Linked DNA regions of Homo sapiens: regions 1 and 2 are each linked to region 3. Evidence: chromatin loops called from intact Hi-C (ENCODE). Cell type or tissue: CD4-positive, alpha-beta T cell. All regions are shown on one strand.

What was found. A loop is a pair of places that touch in the nucleus more often than their neighbours do. Peaks named below come from ENCODE experiments on the same cell type or tissue, not always from the same donor. Only the 100,000 strongest peaks of a DNase experiment are listed, where the experiment ranks them.
Region 1: a loop joins it to region 3, with 4 times the contacts of the local background. A loop is called at or near these places in 26 of 110 quality-filtered maps.
Region 2: a loop joins it to region 3, with 17 times the contacts of the local background. A loop is called at or near these places in 9 of 110 quality-filtered maps.

The regions. Positions count from the first base shown.
Region 1 is chr14:65,820,054-65,828,053 of GRCh38, reverse strand. No RefSeq gene overlaps it. Among named protein-coding and RNA genes, the nearest start is that of LINC02290, 290 kb to the left of the region's middle. In CD4-positive, alpha-beta T cell, CTCF peaks have their summits at 2,964 and 3,170 (motif pointing right); a DNase peak (open chromatin) is centred at 3,163.
Region 2 is chr14:66,067,583-66,075,582 of GRCh38, reverse strand. No RefSeq gene overlaps it. Among named protein-coding and RNA genes, the nearest start is that of LINC02290, 40 kb to the left of the region's middle. In CD4-positive, alpha-beta T cell, CTCF peaks have their summits at 4,458 and 4,660 (motif pointing right); a DNase peak (open chromatin) is centred at 4,672.
Region 3 is chr14:65,218,115-65,226,114 of GRCh38, reverse strand. LINC02324 (long intergenic non-protein coding RNA 2324) reads left to right here and starts at 3,768. Exons shown (of 4, transcript NR_103769.1): 1 at 3,768-3,896; 2 at 7,420-7,608. RefSeq lists enhancers at 1-390, 391-1,271, 3,296-3,435 and a silencer at 370-664. In CD4-positive, alpha-beta T cell, a CTCF peak has its summit at 3,562 (motif pointing left); DNase peaks (open chromatin) are centred at 2,274 and 3,554.

The DNA of each region.
Region 1 (8,000 bases), 600 kb before region 3:
GTGGATGTCCGGTGTCTCAGCAGCCAGTGGGTTGCATGCCTGACATGTTATCTTCCGGCCGCCTCTGTTGCTGCTTCATAGTTTCTGATCTGCTTTGCCTGTTCCTTGTATTCTATGTTCAATCTTCCCTTTACCACAAGTTTTATCTTCTCCCAAAGAGGTGGGGGTCAGTGGGGGTCATCCTTTTCCCATTTCTATGGCAAAAATCCTGCTTGTGCAGTGAGAAAGTAGCTCCACCTCCAGGTCAGGCCCAGAGCATGTCTGACCAAGTGGAGCACCCACACCTCTGGACTCAGTGATTGGTTCACTTTGGGGGTGATGTGGGTGTCAGGGGAGGGAGGGGAATTTTCCTTCTGCTTTGTGGGAACTAAGAACCTTGCAAGCGCGAAGTTCCTCAGGTGGGGCGGGGTGCAACGTGGCAGATATTTACCATGTGCAGAGAAAGCCAGAGAGCCACCCTGGGAAGAAAACTAACACTGGGGAAGACAGACGGAGCAGAGGGTTGGAGAAAAAGTGGTGCAGGGGAGCGAAAAGTGGTTTCTTTCTACTCTTCTAGGTTCATCGGCTAGGCTATGAATTAAATTGACATAAGACAGCGTAACAGGAGAAAAGCCACGTTTAATTATATACATATGCATGGCAGTCCTGCAGAATAAACCTTGAAGACGGGCCAAGTGATTGAAGCTTATGCAGCATCCTGAGCTACAGAAAGGAATAGGGGCTTGGGGCTTTGGGGGGTGGTGGGGACACAAGTTATGGGAGCGTGAGGGGAGGAAATTTGTGCGAATAAAGGCTGTCTTGTTATGCAGATAAAAGTCTCTCCGGTAACAAATATTGTCTCAGGAGCAGAGGTGACAATCTGCCTGGGCTGGTGCCAACCTCTATTCTTCTTTCCTGTGAGCTGAGTTAATCTTCCCCAGTTGAGAAGATTCCCAGGAGGGGATTCATGACAATTGAGTTCCTTTCGGAGGATCCGTCTTTAGGCAGATAAAGGGGCTCAGAGAAAGTCTCTGCCTGCATCACTGTTTCCCAAGTCCCCTGACTTCAAAGTCATCAGCACACCACAGTGGCATATTTGGGGCTGGCATTTCCAGAACGCCTTCAGTGGGATCCTGAAGATATCGTCTGAGTGCTTGAATCAGGGAAACCTAAATTGAAGGCTTTCCTGAACATTTCTGTTCCTCAAGCCAATCCTTTATTTTTTATGCTTAAACTAATTGAAGACGGAATTTTGTCACTTGCAACTGCTGCCTCACTAATGTGTCTTCTGACCTAAATCTTGGAGTCATTTCTGTATTATTTAAGGTTCTTTCACTTGCAAGTAACAGCAACTCTATTCAAGTTAACTTATGCCAAAAAGGGGAGAGAATCCTAAGCTGCAAAGAAAGAATATGGGTGCAACTGGCCCTGGGGACGGTGGCACTGGGGCATTCTTTCTTAGGCAGCCACTCCTGCCTCTTCCCTTGGTCTGCACATCCTTAAAAGACTGCTTCCTTCGCTACCAGAGATCTGGACTTGCGCCCTTATAGACTCATGAAGAAAGCACAGTTTCGGGGAAGGACTCTGCCTTGCTTTGTGTCTGTCCCTGGACTCACCCCTGTGGCTGGGGAAGAGCAGCTGTGACTGGTCTCTTCTGGGTCACACATGCACCCAACAGGGAGGAAGGAGAGGTCTGTCGCCAGAAGAAGGTAAAGGAAAAAGTATAGGCAGTGGAAACAATACTCACCCCCAACTTCCTACCTCAGAGGTCCAGTGAAACTCCTCCCGAAAGCATCCCTGAAAAGCCCCATTCAGATTGCGGGCATCTGGTCATTTCATTCACCCGGCAATAAATCACCCTCGCAATTTGTGTCATTGAACTTTTTGGAGAATACTTTTGGAGTGTTAAAATAGGATTGACTTTCTATTGAAAGCTGTAAACATTTTTATTTGTAGCTTAATTTTTATCCTCGTGTTGTTTGACAGTTTCTCCTCAAGAGGGGAAGAAGCAGTAGGAGTCTGTTGGCAAAGCACTCCATATTGCTGAGCAGCAAGTAAACCAGCAAGCATGGCGCTTCCAGCTGCACACCGTCTCCTCTGAGACCCAGCTACAGCCATCCAACTGAATGACTTCTTGCCTTTTGGCCTTCAGAGTGCATGTGTGCCCGTGCGTGTGCACGGGTGTGCTTGGCATCATGTGTGCATCTCTAGACAATGAGGAGTGTGGAGGGACAGGTGAAGGATCAAGGCAGGAGGTACAGCCAACTCAAGAAATGAGGCAGGAGAACAATGCACAGTTCCCCTTCTCACTGTGCACGTTGACCTATTTGTCACAGGCTGAAAAGAGCTGGGAACATGGTGGAAGGCTCTTACTTGTAAATGTCGTTCAGACTTTTGAATGGATCTTTTAAGATCAGGAAATGGGATCCATAGTTTACAGGCTTTGTTAGCAGCCAATTTGTTCTACTTGATCCAGAGCATTTAGGCAACGCTACCAAAGAATCTCCTACCAATGAGTTGTGAGTGTTCTTGTCAATATTTTACACATTAACAAGGATCCTAGTTAGAATATGAAGTTAGACATGTTTCTTTCAAGGGAACACGTTACAATGACTGAGGGATAAATATAGATATATAGATATGTCTATATATTAAAGAAGGCAACATAGGACTAATTAAATATTATTTATAATCACTATATGATTTAATACATTAATCTATTAATAGTACCAAAATAAAATTTTAATCCTTCAAGTAATTTGCAATAATATTTAGTAATTGACAGCATTCCATGTAAAGCAGTAATTTTTTTAATGAATCATGTGTTAGTTAATTTAATAGGCCTTCTACCTTAAAAATAATTATGTTTGTAATTAAAACATTTCAATTAATTATAAGGGCTTCTTATGTGATTTAAGTCTATTAAAGACAATTTAATTACCAAACTTTGAATGTGTTATCATTCCAATCACAAAACGATTTTAAATACTTTTCTTAATATCCAGGTCTTTATATTAGTCATTTATTCCTGTTGATATAAAAAGCATCCTAATTTGGTCGTGATGACAGCTACTGATATCAAGAAATAGGGGGGTAATTTGAACAAATAATGGTGAACATGGTGGATAGTAGTCTGCATGCAGCCTTTCTGCGGGGCACACATGCAATAACTAAAGGTGGACACTAGAGGGAGGCAGACAGAGAGGGTGAGAAGGAAGAAAAAGTAGAGCTATACACGAGCTGGACTTGAATGAAGACTGTGTTTTGGTTTGACCCCTTTGATGCTCATTTTCTGGAGGCCATACCCAGAAACCTAATTAGAAATACGGTTCATGATTCACACACCATGAACTTACTTTATCCGGGAAGAGACCTGAGCAAGTCATGCTCACCTCTGAAGAAAGCAAGCTCATTGTAATTCTCCTTCTCCACACTGAATACCTGTGTAATACATTTCAGTTTTCAAAGTGATTTCATATACATTATCTTATTTTGGAGTCAATATGGTGTAGCAGAAAGAAAATTAGACTTGAGTCAGGGAATCTGAATTGTAGCCTGGTCTCTTTCACTACATGCCTGTGACCTTGGATGAGGTACTTAACCTGTCTGGCAGAAGCTTCCTCATAGGTAACATGCTGGTGTTAGAACAGATGATCTCTAAGGTCCCTTCAATTCCAAAACTCTGTGATTTTATGATGCAGCCCATATAAGAGAGACTGTGTGTGCATGTATGTGCACTTGGAATGTGTGTGCCTTGCCTTAAATGAGAATTATTTCAAATAAAACACTATTCTGGCTTCAGTGAAAGCATTTTCTCCTTCTGCCTTGGAGGGATAATGCAAACACAAGGGAAGTCCCAAGTAGTGAAACAGCCCCTCCGGGACCCAGCAAGTACCAAGATTGGGTTACAAAACTTAATGTGTATATGAAATGTTTCCATCAACTTATAAAATAAAAGTACAATAAAAGCAGTGGCTTTTTATTATTATTTAGATTTAAATCATCCCCTGCAGTGTTGAAAACCCAAGGGCAACCTTCCGAATTTAGCAGGATCTCAGAATGAAATGGAAATAGAATGTAGCAAGGGAAATAGATGCATTAGACATCATCGTCCTACCTAAGAGGAAATTCTTGTTCTTTGTTCCTTGTGTTTCTTTAAGCCCAGCAAACGGCACAAATGTTGAAAGCTTATTAGAATTTTAAAGACTTCTCAGCATACTGATAAATTCTAACTTTTAGAATCTCTGAATTATTTTTTGTCTGAACACTGGCTCTTCTATGTCATTTTCATTAAATGAACACACAGCAATTTTCATCCCCAGCCTTGAAGAAATTCTTTAACTTTCTTGCCTGGTTGTATTTAAGTGTCCTCAAATGTACTCCCTATTTCTCATCCATTTCGTTACCTCTCTGTTTCCAAGCTTCTGGCTCAGAGGGGAAAAAAAAAGCAGAGCCACACTCTAGGAGAACTAGGAATGTGCACCCGGAGTCCCACTCAGAGACAGGAGGGATTCAGTTTCACGGACTCTCAGGTCAGGGCTTGGGTAAGGGACCCAGGAGGCCCAGAAAGCCCGTACTAACAAATAACATTCCAGGGTTCCCAGAGTGGCGGTATGACCTGGCTAAGGTGAGCTCCAAAGGGCAGTTCACCAGATCAGCACAACCTCATCTGGAAAGCAGAGAAAACAGGCGAGGCTGTGAGGAGGGTACTTAGAATCTCAGATGCCATGGCTGCCCAAAGATTAAATGGAAAGCAACCATACTGAAAGAAGGGCTAGCAAGTAGAAACATGAGATGCATCAGAAAGCGCTTCGGTGAGATCCCTAGAGCTCCTTTCCCCCCAAGGAATTCCAACTTAAGGGGAATATTTCATTCAACAATATGTATTAAGCTCCTATTGGCACTGTTTTAAATACTAGAGCTACACCACTAGACAAGTCAGACAAAAACCTCTGCTCTTATGGAGCTTATGTCCCTGTGAGGAAAAAGAGCCTAAATGTATGAAATAAATACATGATTGGGTATGTTAGATACTGGTGGAAACTGCTGTGGAAAATATATAGTAAGGTAAAGAGGATAAGAAGGATTAGGGATCAGGGAAAATCTGTTTGCCCTCTAGGGTGGTCAGGGTGGGCCTGGCTAAAAATATGATGTTTCAGCAAAGATTTTTAAAGCGTGAGGGAGAGAGCCATGCAGATATGTAGGGAAGACGCATTCTAGCCAGAGGAGCAGCCAGCACATGGGCCCTGAGGGGGCCACAGTATGTGGGAAGACAGGAACGTAGCTGGAACAGAGGGAATGACAGGAGTCATACAAGAAGGCGAGGTCAGAGAAGTCATCATAGCCAAAATAGGCAGAGCATGTAATGCCATTGTGAGGACTTTGGGTTTTACTTTGAGTGAAATGGGGAACCATTGGAGGGTTTTGAGCAGAGGGTTTGAGCGCCATGACCTGATTTATACTTTAATCGGACCACTCCAGCACCTGTGTTGAGATTAGCCTGCAAGGGGCAAAGGGGGAAATAGAGAACACAGTTAGGAGGCCATCGCCATATTTACGTAGCGGCTGATGACAATGTGGACCAGGAATGGAGCAGTGGAGGTGATGAGAAGTGCTGGGAGCCCAAGTGAGATGTTGAAGGAAGCATCAGCAGGGCGTGCCGACGTGTCAGATACGGGTGTGAGAAAGAGGAATCAAGGATGACTGACCACCAGGTCACACAGTGGCCATCAGCTGAAATGGAGACAGCCGCAAGTCATGTGGGGGTTCTGGGAAAAGATCAGAGGTTTCCATTGGATGTGTCAAGTTTGAGAAATCCAGTGGACATCTAGTGAGGTTGCTGAGTAGATCCAGCCTGAAGATGGAACTTGGGAGTCCTCAGCAAATAGAAGGTAATCAAAACTGTGAGACCAGAAAAGATCACCAAGGTCTCCAGGGCAGTGGGTAGAGATGGACAAAAGAAGTAAGGACAGAGCTCTGCAGCACTGAGTGTTCAAATGTCTGGATTGCATGGGGACTGGATTTTGGTTAGGTCGGATTTAAGAAATTACTTAGGGACTCAAACTTGAAGAAGGTGCCTGGTGTGGTGAGAGGGAGGGCAGGTGTACCCGCAGCTGACTTTTCCCGGGGATCACTTCCCCCACCATCCTCCATTGCCGTGGCCCTTGTAAGTCTACATCCAGTAGACACTTTGACCCCAGGGGCATCCGAGTGTCTTCTATGTGCTTAGGCATCTCAAGCAAGCATCCAATCCTAAAAAGCCTGGATTGCTAAGTCTCTTTGTTTTCACTGGGCCTCCTATTGTTTCCAGTCAAAAGCATATAACTACTTCATGAATTTATGCAAAAGTAAATGCAGTATCCCCTGCCTAGGGCCTAGCCATGCCTGTTTATCTGCGCTGCTTCTGAGCTGCTGTTCATTGGGGCCAGTGCATCTGCCGCCTTGAGCTATAAACCTCCCTTGCTCCTGGCTCCTCCAATCCACGTTCCCTCCTTTATGGCTCTGTCCCCGGTGCTTTCCCTCCCTGCAGCACCTCCTTAGGATGGTCAGCCACAGTTCCCGCACACACTCACGGATTTCATATCCAGGGCGTCACTACCAGCCCGTAGCTGCCCTGCACCACCTGAGCAGCAGGCTGTGGGAAGGCGCCTAACCCACCCAGTCACCACAGCTGGTTTCTCACCGTGGCCCAGGAGCAGCAGGCTTAGCTGAGTCCATCCACCACCCTACCACACCATGTGGGCCCCACACCTGCCTTCTTTCTTGAGGAATGACTGATTTTCTTTAAAATTTACATGAGAAAAGACACAGGTTTGCATAGCACCTCCATGGTCAACTTCTCCTGGTATATCCTACACAAGGTGAGGGGTTTGAATTCGCCTGGTAAGCTCATACTGCACTGCATATAACTCAAGGTTAAGTGTGGCTTTCTCTCTGAAATGCCCTCCCAAATGGAGCACCTTCCTAAATCCCTCGTGTCAGTGTTGCAGCTCTGCCACGCCCCACTCTTGGAGGTGTCCTCTGTGCCACAGCAGGCCCCCAGAGCCCTTATGAGGTGAAGAGGGCTGCCTCCAGTCCCTTCTTGGCTAGAGCCACTGCAAGGTGGTTCAGAAGCACTGTGGTCCCTTCCCAGAGTACTTTCTGGCTACTGGACCTTTCCCAGGTCAAGCCCAGAGCATACTATAATCTCTGAGAGCAGCAGGCCATGAGAAAGCAGAATGACTATTACTTTAACTTAGAAAGGAGAGGCTTCCTAAGCTTGAGCCTTCAAACAAAGCTTCCTTTCCCCAGATCTCCATCTCTCTCCCCTTCTCAGTCTCTACCGTTTTCATGCAGCCCCTCTCCTTCAGGTGCCCCACCCAGCCCTCCTCTTTACAGTGGAAACTCCACCCCTTTCCACAAACACAGAGGAGGGGTGCTGTCCCCTCCCTTCCCACCTCCTCCGACTCCAGCATCTCATGTCCTCTGGCTGGTTCCCAAGTAGAGTGGGAAGATTTGGAAATGGAGGGAGTGTTGGGGACAGCCACAGTGACTGGGGCACACTATTGGCATTTAGTGCTGCAGGGCCAGGGATGCCAAACATCCAACAAGGGTTGAGACGGTCTTTTTCCAGCCAAAGCACCAACTAATCCCAGTAAGAATCACTCAGGCACCGAGAGTGAGAGCAGAGACAGAGCCCACACCCCAGCTTATTCCCACCAGCGAGCCTCACAGCTGATTTTCTCACTGCTTTGTCTAGGAATTAATGTTCATGTTTCTCCAACATGAACATTAATTTTCCTTATAGAAAATGCAGTCCAGTCTCCTATGAGGAAGCTTATTTCTCCTGATGGTGTGTCTTTGACCTTGCCCCTTAATGACAGTAAGGTCCAGCATCGCTGTGCTGGATGGCATCCTTATACCTCAGTAGGTGGGAGCACAGGTTCTGGAGTTGAACTGCCTGGGTTTGAGTCCTGACTCGGGTACTCTGAGTACCCGAGGAGGCTACTTGACTCAGTTTTTTCATCTGCAAAACGGGGAGA
Region 2 (8,000 bases), 850 kb before region 3:
GATAAGAGATTTTGAGGCTTGCAGTGGTTAATTAGCTTGTCTAAGTCCACATAGTCACATAGTTTATAAGTAGCAGAGTCAGAATTCAAGGTGGGGTTGCACATGGCAGTCTGGGCTCTCTCAGTCTCCGTCCACTGTGCTGCCTCTGTCACCATGAGGAATGGCCCCATTAGGGCCAGACTAAAGGGCAAGCTACCTGACCCTACCAGGCTCCAGCCACAAGTGACACACTCAAGGGGACCTCTATCTGAAAGGCCAGTGGCCAGGAATGAGATATTGGGGTGGGAGCAGAGGCTGTGGGCGGTGTTCTATGCAGCCCCTTGTCCTGGCTTTCCTCGGGGCCTGCCATAGCCTTGGTTGCTTTTCTCCTTCAGCGCTACTCAGGCTGCAGAGGGAGGCAGGAGCCACCATCTAGTCCCGGCTTGTTTGCCAATTTATTATCTTGCAAACAAATCCTGCCTTGTGGTATTGTTGCTGTAATGGGAAAGAAGTTCATCTATTTCCAATTCTGCAATGTGGGCAGACTTCTAAGGGGTCTGTTTTCAGTTCACATATTAATGTGCCTCCTGCCACAGCTCCAAATAGCTTCTGCTCCTACATGTGGGCCATTTTACTTGAAGGGATGGGGAGGGAGGAAGGAAGGGGAGTGGAGCAATATTTTGTTTGTGTATACTTCCAAATGGGACAAGGCTAAAGGGACCAAACCTTGTCCTGTCTTGAGACAATACCCAAAGGCACCTGGACAAGATAAAAATCCAAATCCTTTATCTGTGAAAATTCTTTGCTCCAACAGAGCTGAAAAGAAACATGCATTTGTGTGTGTGTGTGTGTGCGCTCATGCATGCAGGCATGCACGGTAAAGCTGTCAAGATCTCAGGTTACCCCTCCTTCAAACAGCATGTTACTTACTGTCGTCTCCGTGATCCTCATAGCTTCCTTTTTATCTGGGGACACCACAGGTCTTAGAAGGACCAAATCAAGGAGTGGGAGATCCTTCTGTATGCTCTTGAGGCCAGCCAGGGACACAGTTTTCAACATCTTGTTTTCCCCAAACAGCTCTAGACTGAGACACTGCCAGTTAGAAATTCTACATTACAAGGGTTTTGCTGACATTTAAAACCCCAAACCGTACGATGCCATGATATTATTTCTTGTTTAACAAACTGAAAAAAAACAAAACAAAGCATCTTCTCAGCCTTGGTGGGCAGAGCCAGGCAGAGCTGAGCTGTTGGGAGGCCAGGGAGTGAAATCCTGGAGGGGACCCAGGAGTTCTGCAGCCCCCACCCCACCCCACATCTGCTGCTCTGACCATGGCTCCTCTTGTGCCAGTGCCTAATGAGTTTTATTATTATTATTATTACGGAGACAGAGTTTCACTCTTGTTGCCCAGGCTAGAGTGTAATGGCAAGAACTCTGCCTCCCAGGTTCAAGCAATTCTCCTGCCTCAGCTTTCTGAGTAACTGGGATTACAGGCACCCACCACCACTCCTGGCTAACTTTTAAATTTTTAGTAAAGACGGGGTTTCACCGTGTTGGCCAGGCTGGTCTCAAACTCCTGACCTCAGGTGATCCACCCGTCTCGGCCTCCCAGAGTGCTGGGATCACAGGCGTGAGCTACCACGCCTGGGCCTAATGAGTTTAAGAAGTTAAAGTTCCAAACTAGAGAGGAAGATGTAAATGTCCTTAATTCTCTGTCCTGAAACATCATTCATTAAAACCCTAATGTTTTAATCTTTATTTTAGATTACGTTTTTTAATTTATCTCCTCCTTCCTCATATGGGAACCTAGTGACTTTCAATTACCACTATCTGAGAAGAGATGTGTTTGTGTTCTTAGCCAGGGGCTTAGATGTGTGCTTATTATTTGCAGAGTAGTTTTTGTGCTCTCCCAGATTTTTTCTCGCTTATGTGATGCTCCTTAAAATCTACCTTTTAATCTTGACAGTCTGGGACTCATTTGCGTTCAGGCTTCTGGGTCTTCAGACCCATGCATTGCCTGCCCCACCATGTATTATTCATAGACACACCTGTTCTTAAGAAGAAATCCAACAGAGATTAATTCATTTTTTTGAATTAATTCATTTTTTAAAAATTCATTGTAAGTGGGAAATCACAACTCTCATTTGTAAACCTGGTGCCCCCATCCACTCATGAGTTATTCTGGAAACATCCTTTGAAAGCCGTCTTCCCCAGCAAGCAGAGGGCTGCCTTTCTTTGCTTCAGAGGGAACCCAAGAGCCCTGCTGGTGGGCCTTTGCCAGGGCCATATCTCTGTAATCTCTGATGCCGCTCAGTTGCATTGTTTTTGCCTGGCAGGAATGGCTCAGTGGTGAGGATAAGGCTGCATCACTGGAACGCATTTCGTGTTGATATAAGAAATTTGCAGAATTTGGAAAATGGAGCAAATTGTATCCTATGAGAACCTTGCAAGGTTTGCATTATTATCGAAATTTCACCTTTGCTATTATTGATTAGTTTTGTTCCTAAACTTTATTTTTAATGCATTTGAAGTAGTCTTCTGGTTGAGGATTATTCCTAAATTTTTAATTGTTCCTTTAATGCGTATTTGTCTTTGAGCTTCTTAGTTATACTGGGACCCAAATAACACCTCTTCTTATGCTAGATTTTTCTCCCAGAATGAACCAGCTGCTGTTTTGATTCAGAGCAATGCAGCAAATAGGCATGGCATGTGAGGCAGGGAAACCCACAAAAGCTTTTGACAGAAAACTGACATTTCTTTCTTTCTTTTAGAGATGGAGTTTCCTCTGTGTTGCTTAGGCTGGTCTCCAACTCCTGACCACAAACAATCCTCCTGCCTCAGCCTCCCTTACCTGGCTGAAGTTGACAAAGGCGTTTATCACTTTGTAACATAGTTTAAATGGTTGAAAAGAATGGCCTCTGGGGTAGGAAAAATTCTTACATATTAGTCAACTGACTTTGGACAGGCTATTTAACATCTCTAAATCTAAGTAAACTCATCTGGGGGTGGGGTGGGGAGAGAGAAAGAGTAAAAGTTTAAATGAGATACTAGATTTTAATACTGACTGCTCTCATTGTGTTAGAAGTTATTACTGTTGAGTTTGTGAACCGAGATTTAAAAGTATGACATTGAATGGGATATGGTTACATATCCGACATGTGTAGATAGATGCACAGGATGGTTTGTGTTGAAGACAGCTGTCTCCAGGACAACCACATTGCCCTCTACTTAGCAGGTCCCCTGACAAATCACCTAAGGCAGCGTTTTACTCATAGCTCAATGATTCCTGGCTGTTGCAGATGCTTTAATAAGGAGGAAGAGAGATTTTTCTCCTTTTTAATATAAGAATAGCTTTTATTAATTTTAATTACACATATAATACATTAACACATTCTTTTTACTAAAAAAAAAATTACAGATAAGGCTGAAATCCCCTTTGACCACCAGCTCCAATCCTCATCTCTGCCCCAGAGGTAACTCTTGGTATCAGTGTTATACGTCCTGTGCATTTTTCCATGCTTTAAAGACCATAGTATCTATACCCATAGAAAAAATATTGTTTAATATGCCTGGGTGTTTTACATATAAGTTATCATAGGGTGTGTCAGTCTGCAGCTTGATTTTTGTTCACTCAACAATAGGTCTTGGGGATCTTTCCATGTCAGTACACATAGTATATATATTTTAAAACACTGCTATATATATATAATATATATTATTTATGTATTTTATATATATTAGATATTATATATAATATCTAATATATATAAATATTATATATAATATATAAATAATATATAATATATAAATAATATATATAAAATATATATATGATGAATGAATTATAGTTTATTTAACCAACCCCATTTTTATGCTAATTTCAGTTATTTCTGCACCTAACATTTGATATTTTGCAAACAAAGCTGCCACAAACTTGCTGGGCACATGGGTAAAGTGTTTTTCTGGGGTAGATATGGAGAAGTGGACTCACTGGATCAGAGTATGAATATTTTGCATTTTTTAGATATTGCCAAATTTCTCTGCAAAGTGATTATACCAGCTTATGATCCTACCTAGAGAGTAAAGAATATCTTTTCTCCCATGCCCTTTTTAATTTTTTCTAATTTAGCAGGTTAAAACAAAATCTCTCTCTGATGTTTGAATTTCTATTTTCCTGATTACTGGTAAGACAGAGTATTATTGTCATGCACTTATGGGCCACTTATATTTTCTTTTCTGTGAATTACAATTTTATATCTTTAGAATATTTTTCTGTTGGATTTTTGTTTGTTTTCTTTTCAATCTGTAGAGGTTCTTTATATAATCTAGATACTTATCCTTTGTTACAAGTATTTTCTCCTTTTGTCTTTTAATTTTGCTCATGTTGTCTTCTGTCACACAAAAGTTTTTGTTTTTGATGTAGTCAAATGTATCAGTTTTTTGTGTGTGTTTTGTTTCTCGTGTCGTTTAGAAATCTTTTTCCACATCAAATCATAAAAAATCCTCCCACCTCCTACTCAAATTTTTTTCGTCTAAGACCTTAATGAGAGAAGCTTTCTAGGTAAGTCAGTCCCTACCTATGTTGCAGGTGTATCTGCAACCAGGTAGAAGGAGTGAAGGTCCCTTTCTCTGGAACCCGGCAGGACCCCTCAGGGAGGATGGAGCAGTCCCAATAGTTTCCAGCAGAGGGCAGTGTCTGAGCGGGTCTTCCTCTACTGGGACCCTGAGGGTTCCCTGCCTCACCAAAGGGAACAGGTAACTACTCTGAAATTAGCAGGTCTTGGGGAGGGGAGCATGTATCTGGTCACGGAAAAGACCAGGAGCAAAGTCTGTTTCTGCGTGTGTTCCACAGTGGTGTGGGAAACCACGGGGAAAGTGTGCTGTTGGACTCTTTTATCTGCATATGGAAAGAGAGAAGACTGGAGTGAGCCAGGATCATAGCCGGCTTTCTCCAAGGGAAGCTTCGAGGCCGGCTTCAATCTGGTCAGCACACCTGAGATAAAAGCTTAGGTTTTACAGAGAACACGTTATTTACCAGACAAACAACAGGCAAGATGGAAACATGCAATCCCCAAGCTTATTCTTTTGATTTCATCAATAATTCAAGCCCTGTCTCCTTTGGTGGAGGAGTGGGGAGAGGAGGAAGAACAAAAGAGCCCCGTGGCCAGAGGCACAGCTGACTTCAGAGGGGAAACCGAGGAAACAACAGACAGCTCTGTTCAGCACAGTTCCCTCCCCACCTCACCCCAGGCACATCCCGGGCTAGCAGCTCTGTCTTCCGTTGGTTGTTTAATACTAGCAACATGCGCTATACTGTATCATTATGAAACCAAGACTGCCTTGGCAGTGAAACTCACAGACCCATATAAATATATTAATCTGCCTAGATTTGCAAATCTGAACCAGTTTCTTGGCCCACCCATGTGCTGGGTTTTCTCTGCTTGCCCCCATGTGTCCACTTTGCACCTTTCTCTGAACTTGCTCTGTGCCCGGGAGGCTGCCTGTGGGGTGAGTCAGTGCGCTCCAGGCTCATCAGTTTCTGCTTTGGGTGGACCAATGGGAGACACCTGTGGTTGAGGTCTGGGAATTTGCCTTCCAGGATCTCTCCTGGTTGAACTGTAGTTGGCAGTGGATCCATTCTTCTGCAGATTCAAGGCAGCTTCCTGCCACACTTGGACAAACAACCACCCACTCTCTCCTCTTTTCATTTCATGCCTTGGGGTGTTGGTGGTTTCTGGATAGTTTGTGCTTCACTATCCCTCACTGGCTTCCCTTTTCCCTGCTCACAGCCTTAGAAATAGTTCCTTCATTCATTTCTCTTCAACCTTCTCTTCTGAGTGTACTGTTTGATTCCTGCCCGAACCCTGAAGAAAACAGAAACCTAAATCTGTCTTAATTCTTCATCCTGAAACAGATCAAGCATACAATTAAAATTTTACTGTAGTTTTGGATTCTCTTTTCCACACAATCTCCAAGCCCAGGGTGGCTGCTGCCCTCGCACCTTTCCAAAAGACGGCACAAGAAGTCATTGCAAACCTGCCTGAAAGACTCCTCCGGCTGCATTCCTTTTCTACAATTCTCTAGTGTTGATTTATCAAAGACCCCTTTCCTCAGGCTCACAAAAATGTCCCATTGCTATAAATACTCTTCAATCCAGTTCTAAACTTTAAAGGCAAACAACCTGGAAGATGAAAGGATCATAGGAACCAATTTGGATGCCTGGAGGTTTGACTAATTCATTAAGGGATGGTTGCAGAAAGTTACTGGATATGTAAACTGCATTTATATGCAGCTCTCCTCTTCAGGGACAGGATTGTTGTTCTGTAAGCCAAATAGTTGCAATAAGCTGGCATTCCAAGTAGATGAGGCCACTTAGTGTTCATCTCTCCACAAGGCATACATTGAGTAAGTGAACTGGGTCCCCCAAGTCCCGCTTCCCTTCTCCTACCACCTACTGGTGAAGATGTAAATGAACAAAGCCCAGAGATTGCAATAGGAGGAACAAACCCTAATTAACACATTGGATAACGCAAATAACTGAGAGCTGTTTGGACACCTACTTTAATTAACTGCTAAGTGAGTCTTACTCCCTGCAGACTGTCCTAGTTTTCATCATGTGTTCTTTCTGGGTGCATCTCTTCTACATCTGTAGCTAAGTGACTGCCTCTCTTCCTGTCCAGCTCTCACTCCATTTTCAGCCCAGCCTAGTGACTAAGAGATTCCCTGGACACCTTACCAATGTCCAATCCATATCCAAAGCCTAAGGATGTCATCCAAGTCTCTCCTTGATCTGCACTCCTCTGCTCACCTCTACCACCAGCACTTGGTCCTAGGCCCCTGGACAACTGCAACAGCTTCATAGTTGCTTATACTCCTGAATCAGCACTTCCCTCTCCATGGCACAGCCAGAGTAAGCTTTACAACATGGAAATCTGTCCCTGATACTCTCCTACTTAAAATCCTTTGAAGGCTCCTCATCACTTTTAGGATAAACACTCAAAGCTTTACAAACCTGTGGCCTAGTCCTGCCCACCACTTCTGTGCCCATCTGATGCCACCTCCCTCTGTCATGACCTGAGTCTCTTTATGGTGCTTTTCTCTGATCCTTAAACTTGCCATGCTCTGTCTCAGCTCATGTCCTTTTTCTTTGCCTGTGATGCTCTCCTTACCACCATGAACACTTGCCTTTGCCTAGTTAACTCCTGTGCATTCTTCAGAACCCAAACTCCAACAGTCTCCTTCCTTAAAGGAGCCTTCACTGACCTGAGACTAAGCCAGGTTCCCTGTCACACAATCCCCCAACATGGCCACATGTTGTGGTGACTATATACTTAAAAAATTGAGGCTTATCTCCTCCACTAGAATGTACACTCCTTGAAGTTGGGAGTCGTGTCTTTGTGCACCTGGCGTTGTGTCTGGCATCTAGGCCTGTCTCAGCAAAGACTTGTTGAATGAATGGATGGACACTATTGTGCTCTTTCTTTTAATATCAGCGGGTGGTGAGGGCACCACCACAGACTGAAGAAACGGAGGTCCTCAGTCTGGAGAGATGTAGGTGTGGTACTGATCAGAGTGGGAGGTGGACTGTGTTGTTGTCTGACAGCTGACAATTCTCGGATTTTGTGGACTAGGAGGGTATCCACACGTTCTTGCCTCTTCTGTCTGTGTAGATACTCTCTCCCATCTGGCTCTATCTTGTGCCAGTGTTGTGTACATGCCCACCCACACCCCCAGCCTGTGACCTGGGAGAGCCCCACCAAAGCCCCCCTTCCTTGTGGCTTCATGCCCTTGTTTATTCTTGGGCTGGGAAACCTGAGTCTTCCATTCCCAGGCCTGCTTCTGATCATATACAATGCAGTACTAAAAAGCCAGTTGGTCTCCTGGAACTTCTTTCTTCCCATTAGTTGTTGGCAATGCAAATGAAGGATTAAATCACAAGCAAGACAGACTTTTTGTTCAGAAGCTTGAGTTTTAAGAACCGTCCCCAGGGAAATCAAATGGAAGGGGGAAAACCAAGTATA
Region 3 (8,000 bases):
AAGCATGGAAAGCATTTGTCCTGTGAAGCAAACTGCAGGGAAGAGCTCCTCAGTGGCCGGAAGGTCACTGCAAAGACCTGGTGAGAGTCAGCTGTCAATTATTTGCCAAGTCCAGAGCGAGCAGATGCTAAATTCCCAAGCCAGGGCCAGTCAAGCAAGAACTTTCCTGCTTCCCTGGCCTCTTCTCATTTGCAGGACTCCAGCTCTGAAAGAGGCAGGACTCATGGCTAGTAATCTGGGGAAGGAGGAGGAGAAATGTTAGCAGCTGACCACATACCCTTTCCCCAGTCTCCTTTGTCTTCACCTTTCAAGGATCCTGAGCTGGGATGGGGGAGAAGTTTCAACTTTAAAGCAAGAAGTTATGGGACTGAATAATTTAGTTACTAAATGCGTACTATGTGGTTTAAAGTGACCGGAAGATTGCTGATATTACTAAGTGTGACCAGAAAGTCATAGACTTGCTCTAAATTTCATCTGGGGCAGAGGAAGATCTGGCTTCCCCGGGCAGATGAAAAAGAACAGTGGGAAATCAAATAAATTTGCTTGTGAATACACTCCGTGAGTCTTGTTTGTTCAGCACAATGGCTAGCCACGTTTCCAATCCTGGGAGATTGACAAGTGCTCAGGGAAGACTGGTTTGTGGTTTTGAGTGGTCTCTGGGTCAGAATCCCAGACTTCACTGGAGAAGTGAAACCAACCATATAGATAGGCCAATTTCCACAGCCACAGTGGGGCTACAACCAAGAGGTCTCCATTGCTCCCCACCCGATTTAGAAACCCGTCCTGACCTGAGATTGACAATGGTGACAGCCACCTCTGTGCTCATTGCTGTAAGACCGTGGCAGCAGATGGCTATGGCTGCTATTGTTTGCCCATTGGGAATCCCAAACAAATCCACTAGCTATGCCCCTAGACACTGCCTGATGATGAATCTATTAAGAGATTGAATCCCTCTGGATGAATGGTTTGGATAATGGCTGTACATATTACAGTAAACAAAATGTTTTGGGAGACCTTCTTCACTTATTGTCTCTCAGCTCCAAACCTGCCCTTCTGTGCTTGCTTTGTGATGCTGGGCTAGGACTCTGCCAACCACAGTTTTGCTTTGCCAGCTGGCTCCACATTAGGCCCTTCCCACGGGAGGCCCCAGAGGGAACAGCATGGTGAGAGAGAAAGAAAGGCCTCCTTCCTTCCTGTCTGCTTCCTGTGGGTTTTCTGTACCTGTCAGTGTCACTCTAGTCTCACCTCTTCACCCTGGCAGTAGCAGCTCCTTCTTGGAGCAGCAGTTGAATGTAGTTTGCAGTTTTTCCAGCACTGACAGAACCAGCCTCATCATGCTCTTGTTCTCCCAGGAGATGTCGGGTCCTCAGGGCCCCTCTCCAGCTCAGAAATGCCAGCCCAGCCAAGCGGTGCCCCCTCCGTGGAGTCTGAGTCCCAAGTTTTCAAGTTTTAATAATTCCCACCCCTTCCTATTCTCAGTCCCAGGGGCAGGGGCTGCTTCCTGCAGTTTAGTATTTATTTTATAAATAAATAAAAATTATTTATTTATTTATTTTTTTCTTTTTTCCAAGACAGAGTCTTGCTCTGTCACCCAGGCTGGAGTGCAGTGGCGCGATCTTGGCTCACTGCAACCTCCACCTCCTGGGTTCAAGCAATTCTGCCTCAGCCTCCTGAGTAGCTGTGATTACAGGAGCCCCCCACTGCGCTAGGCTAATTTTTGTACTTTTAGTAGAGATGGGGTTTCACCATGTTGGCCAGGTTGGTTTCAAACTCCTGACCTCATGATCTGCCTGCCTCGGTCTCCCAAAATTCTGGGATTATAGGCGTGAGCCACCATACCTGGTCTTTTTTTTTTTGAGACAGAGTCTCGCTCTGTTGCCCAGGCTGGAGTGCAGTGGCGTATTCTTGGCTTACTGCAACCTCCACCTCCCAGGTTCAAGCGATTCTCCTGCCTCAGCCTCCCGGGTAGCTGGGACTACACGCGTGTGCCACCATGCCTAGCTACCTTTTGTATTTTTAGTAGTGATGAGGTTTCACCATGTTGACCAGGCTGGTCTTGAACTCCTGACCTCAGGTGATCTGCCTGCATTGGCCTCCCAAAGTGCTGGGATTACAGGTGTGAACCACTGCGCCCGGCCAACCTGCAGTTGCTTTTACTGTGACACCTTAGTGTCCTCTTTTAGTTATCTAGTTAACAACCTTTTTTTTTTTTTTTTTTTTTTGAGACAGGATCTCACTCTGTTACTCACACTGAGTGCTGTGGAACAATCATGGCTCACTGCAGCATCAACTTCCGGGGCTCAAGCAATTCTCCTGCCTCAGCTTCCGGAGTAGCTGGGACTACAGACACACACCACCACACCCTACTAATTTTTTATTATTTGTAGAGATGAAATCTCACTATGTTTTCCAGGCTGGTCTCAAACTCCAGGACTCTAGTGATCCTCTCTCATCGGTCACCCAAAGTGCTGGAATTAGAGGTGTGAACCACTGTGCTCGGCCCCAGTAATTCTTACATTACCTTCTCTGTTCAAATAACAGATGGTGTTTTCTGTCCCCTGAGTGAGACACATCTCAATGAAAAAAAAAATGGAGAATTACAGTATCCCAGAGGACTTGCTGGGGTAAAGAATTAGTGAGGCCTCTAGCGAGGAAAGACTGGAGTAGTTGCTTAACGTTTTTTTTAAATTATTTATTTATTTATTTACTTATGTATTCATTTATTTCGGGATAGGGTCTCACTTTGTTGCCCAGGCTGTAGTGCAGTGTTGTCAACCCTGCTCACTGCAGACTCAAGCAGTCCTTTCACCTCAGCCTCCCAAGTAGCTGAGACTACAGGCATGTGCCACCAAGCTCAGCTAATTTTTGTATTTTTTGCAGGGACAAGTTTTTGCCGTGTTGCCCAGGCTGGTCTCAATCTCCTGAGCTTAAGTGACCCTCCTACCTCAGCCACCCAAAGTGCTAGGATTACAGGCGTGAGCCACTGTGCCTGTCCCGGTTTTTGAATCACAGAGCCCTTGGAGAAAGAGATGGAACAAAGGACTTTCTCTCTAGGAAATGTAAATGTCTATCGGCACATTGCCTACCTGCAACCCTTGCACTCAGTTACTCAATTTTAAGCGTTGGTGGACCCCAAAGCCCAGGTACTGATTCTTGTGGTAGAATGTTGGCTAGGTTGAGTCTCCATGTTGGAGGAAATCTAGTGGGCTCTCAGAGGCTGTTGCCTAAACCTAGGAAAAGTCGAACAAAAGATCTGTCAGTCCGGGGTTGCCAAGGAGCTGTCCTAGATTTTCAGACTCCCTGAATTTGAGTTAAATATCCTGACTGTAGACCTGCCAACCACCCTGGACTTGTAATTGCTCTTGCATCTGAGGCCTTAACAATGTGTCATATTCAACAACAACTATTTTACTCATGGGGGCCCCGCCAACAAGAATGAGCCTTCTGAAGCAGAGCCCTGTTTTCTAGGCCATCCTCCCCCAGAGGCCCCTGGCTGGCCCCAGGAGGCCCCAACCTTCTCTCCCAGTCCTTCAGTGCCACGTAGAGTGTAGTCCTCCTGGACAGAAAGGCGCGTCGCCATCTCCTGGCCGGCACTATTACTGCACGTCCATTTTCTAGAAAATTCCTGGCATCTGGGTTCTATGTAAACGTAAGAACTTTTCCTTTACTGTGAGTTAGCAATCCGGATGTGTTTTGTGGAAGATTATGCCCTAAGCCCTTAGAAGGGAGGACACTGAGTTTGGGAAAAGTCACTACCTCTGGGCTTCATTTTTTGCCCTAAGGCAATGAGGTTATCCTGATGCTGAGGAATCTATGGCAAATTTTCCTTTCTCCCTCAAACTATCCTGTCAACCTTTTCATATTAGAAGGCAGAGAATGGAAAATACACATACACAGTAAGTACCTGCTACATATCTTTATAGAGCTGTCCTATGTATATTTGTTTTTTGGTTCCATGTTGATCTTTTCTTATTAATTATTTTTTGTAGATACAGGGTCACTATGTTGTCCAGGCTGGTCTCAAACTCCTGAGCTCAAGCAATCTTCCCGTCTCGGCCTCCCAAAGTGCTGGGATTACAGGCGTGAGCCACTGTGCCCAGCCTCCATCTTGATCTTTTAAGTTATTTAGACATTGCTCAAGATATAAGACTGATTTTTCTCTCTATTGATTGAAAAAGGCTTTACTGTTTTATTCATTTATTCCACAAAAGGATTTATTCAATCAACTCAAAAATTGTTATGCACCAGGCACTTTTGAAGTACTAGGGATACAGCAATAAGCAAAACAGACACAAGCCATTCCCTCATGGAGCTTCTTCCCTAGTGGAGGAGATAGGCAATAAATAAAATGTGCAGCGTGTTGGCTGAAAGAGGATGTGGGCCAAGAGAAGATTTTTTGTCTATCTGTTTTGTTTTTTAAGATAGGAGAAATTACAGCACATTTGTCTGCAGAGGGGAATGATCCAGGAAAGTGGGAGAAATGATGATGCACAAGAGAGGAGGGACCGGTGGAGAGATGCCTCGAGGAGGTGAGGGGAGGTGGCATCTAGTGCACAAGTGGAGTGGGTGATGCAAATATTTATCAAGCCCCTGGCAGGTGTCAGAACCAGGGCTATGTGCCGGAGATCCAGCAGTGAAGAAAATGGACAGTAGCCCTGCCTTCTTGTAGATTTCACCCTAATTAGGAAGATGGACAATAAAAAGCAAACTAGGCTGGGTGCAGTGACTCATGCCTATAATCTCGGCACTTTGGGAGGCCAAAGTGGGCAGATCGCTTGAGGCCAGGAGTTCAAGACCAGCCTGGCCAACATGGCGAAACCCCATCCCTACTAAAAATACAAAAATTAGCTGGGCATGGTGGTGTGTGCCTGTAATTCCAGCTACTTGGGAGGCTGAGGCCTGAGAATCACTTCAACCTGGGAGGCGGAGGTTGCAGTGAGCTGAGAATGCGCCACTGCCCTCCAGCCTGGGTGACAGAGCAAGACTCCATCTCAAACAAACAAACAAAAAAACAAACTAATAAATGAGGCATAGTACTCATGGCTTGGGGTATGTGCTATGACAGAAACACAATAGACATGGAAATCCTCTTCGAGAAGTGTCATTTAGACTGAGTTTTAAAGTATAACAAGGAGATGTCCATGTGCAGAGCCCGAGGAAAGAGGATTTCAAGCAGAAAGAATAACAAGTACAAGACCCTGGGCAGGAAGAGCTTGGCCCATTTGCGCACCTGATTGGAGGTGGGGCTGCTGGAGGGTAGTTAGCAAGGAGGGTGAAGCATGAGATGGGGTTACAGAGGTTGACCAGTAATAGATTTTAACAGTCAATAAATTTTATGAGCAAATTTGTAGATAACTCAAGGCTAGGAAGGACAGCTCGCACTGTTAAATGGCAAAATCAGAATTTAAAAAAAAAATTGCATTGATGGCATGTAACAAATCTCAATGTCAAATCTTGCATTTGGGCTCAAAAAACTCAGTTGCAAGAAAACAGTAAAAGGAAGATCAAATACACCACCAGTTGGTATGAAAAGTGTTCTGGGTTTTCCAGAAAGCAAAGCCTAAAACAGGCCTAAATTGCAAACTCTTTCCTGAGCAATGTGACTGAAGGAGCAGAAGTGAGAGAGTGGAGAGGCAAAGAGAAGAAAAAAGAACCAATACAGAGCTGTGGTGTTGAGGCAGCCTCGTCCGCAGGCTCCTGCTGGTCCAATCTCAGGGGCCCGTGGAGGAGCTCAAAAGGTGCCTCAGTGCCAACCAGAGAGCAAAGAGAGGGACTAGCATTTCTCCCTTGCTTCACACACCGCACACCAAAGGCTCTCTCCATGGGTGTCTCTCTCCCCCAAGTGTGAGTACGAAGCAGGCTACCGTGATGGTCCCACTTGCATTGTCACTCAGAGACTCAAAGGTAGAAAGCAAGGGAAGAGTGGGCCTGAGATGGTTCGTGGTCAACTGCACTTGTGGGAACTGGTAGGTGCCCCACAGAACTGGGCGCAGCTGGAATAAGAGACACGGAGACCCAAGCTCTGAAGTGATTCACGGTGGTGTCGCCTACATATAAGCTTAGGAATGACAATTTCCCTCTGCTTGGCATTTCATCTCGAAGTCTTTTTAGGCTTTCTGCGGAAACACGGGTGTGTAACTGAATCTCATTCTCAATGCTTGATATTTGGGCCTTAGAGGTAAAAAGGACCCCCAAAATACTATCCCAGAAGCCATAATAATTCCTTCTTTAAAATTTCTCAGGCCAGGCCCAGTGGCTCGCCCAGTGGTTCACCCAGTGGCTCACAGTATAATCCTAGCACTTCGGGAGGCTGAGGCAGGAGGATCACTTGAGCCCAGGAGTTGGAGAGCAGCCTGGGTAAGATAGTGAGACCTCATTTCTACAAAAAATTGAAGTTAGCTGAACGTGGTGGCACACTCCGGTAGTTTCAGCTACTCAGGAGTCTGAGGTGGTCGGATTGCTTGAGCCCGAAAGGTAAAGGTTGCAGTGAGCCAAGATCATTCCATTGCACTTCAGCCTGGGCAACAGAGCTAGACCCTGTCTCTAAATAAATAAATAAATAAATAAATAAATAAATAAATAAATAAAAATAAGGCCAGGCATAGTCACTCAGCCTGTAATCCCAGCACTTTGGGAGGCCAAGGGAGGTGGATCACTTGAGCTCAGGAATTTGAAACCAGCCTGGGCAACATGGTGAAACCCTGTCTCCACAAAAGATACAAAAACTAGCCAGGTGTGGTGGCACATGCCTGTGGTCCTAGCTACTTGGGAGGCTGAGGTGGGAGGACTGTTTGAGCCTGGGAGGCAGAGGTTGCAGTGAACTGAGATCGCACCACTGCCCTCCAGCCTGGGCGACAGAGCAAGACCCTGTCTCAAAAATGAAAAATAAAAAAAAAAAATAGAGCCAGAAGGAGGAAGGGGTGGTGGGAGCTGGGGTTGGGAGACAAAAATAAAAATAAATAAATACAATTTATCTAATTCAACAAAGGAATCTTTTTTAAATATTATCTAAGACTTCTGAATCTTTATCAAATGCTGCATTTGTATAAACTGTTTACTTCTGCTAAACTGGGGGCTATCGTGGTGGGAGAGAAATGAAGGGTTAGGGAAGCAATTCATCCCATTTATCCCAGGCCAGGTAAAGGCCTCAAATTTAAGATTTTGACTCATCTCCAAATGAAGTTATACGTAGAAGTCTCAGAGCCACAATAACAACAACATTGAAAGATGTTCTTCAAACAGCTCAAACTTGTGTCCTCATCCTCAGATCAAACTGCGTGTGGTCCCTTATAAATAAATATTTTCAAAAGTTCTATAATTGTCTTGCAAAATAACTCAGTGCCTTTGCTGTTCAAATGTATCAATTTATGAAATGTAAAGTTTCCAAAAATCACAATTTTTACAATTCTCTTTTGATAGTTCTCCTTTAAAAAAAAAAAATACAAGGAGCCTTGAGAAATGGACATGATCCGTGTATTTCTTGACCTCTGAGATACCATGGCTAATCCCAACCAACCTGCAGAAATACTGCTTCTGGAAGTTCCATTTGCCTCCATTCTGAGTGCTTATTAACCCTGAAACTTTTGTCAGCTCAGGAAAAAGCAAAAGGTAACTAGCTGGAGGGTAAGTGAGGAACGTTTGCTCCTTTTCCCAGCTCTGAAGGTGCTTGTAAATATCACTCAAGGTGCCCCGGTATTGCACTGGAGAGTGGCTTATTTTTCATCTCACAGTATCACAAAAGGTTAGGTGTCCCTTTGTGAAACTGTTGCTGTGTGGAGCCAGCACTATTAGATATGCCTTTGTTGAATCCCCAAAGAATTGTCTTTGGTCTGAGTTTCTTCAACCTATTTATTCTCTCTCTCTTTTTTTTTTTTTTTTTTTTTTTGAGATAGAGTCTTGCTCTGTTACCTAGGCTGGAGTGCAGTGGTGCAATCTCAGCTCACTGCAACCTCTGCCTCCTGGGTTCAAGTGATTCTCCTGCCTCAGCCTCCTGAGTAGCT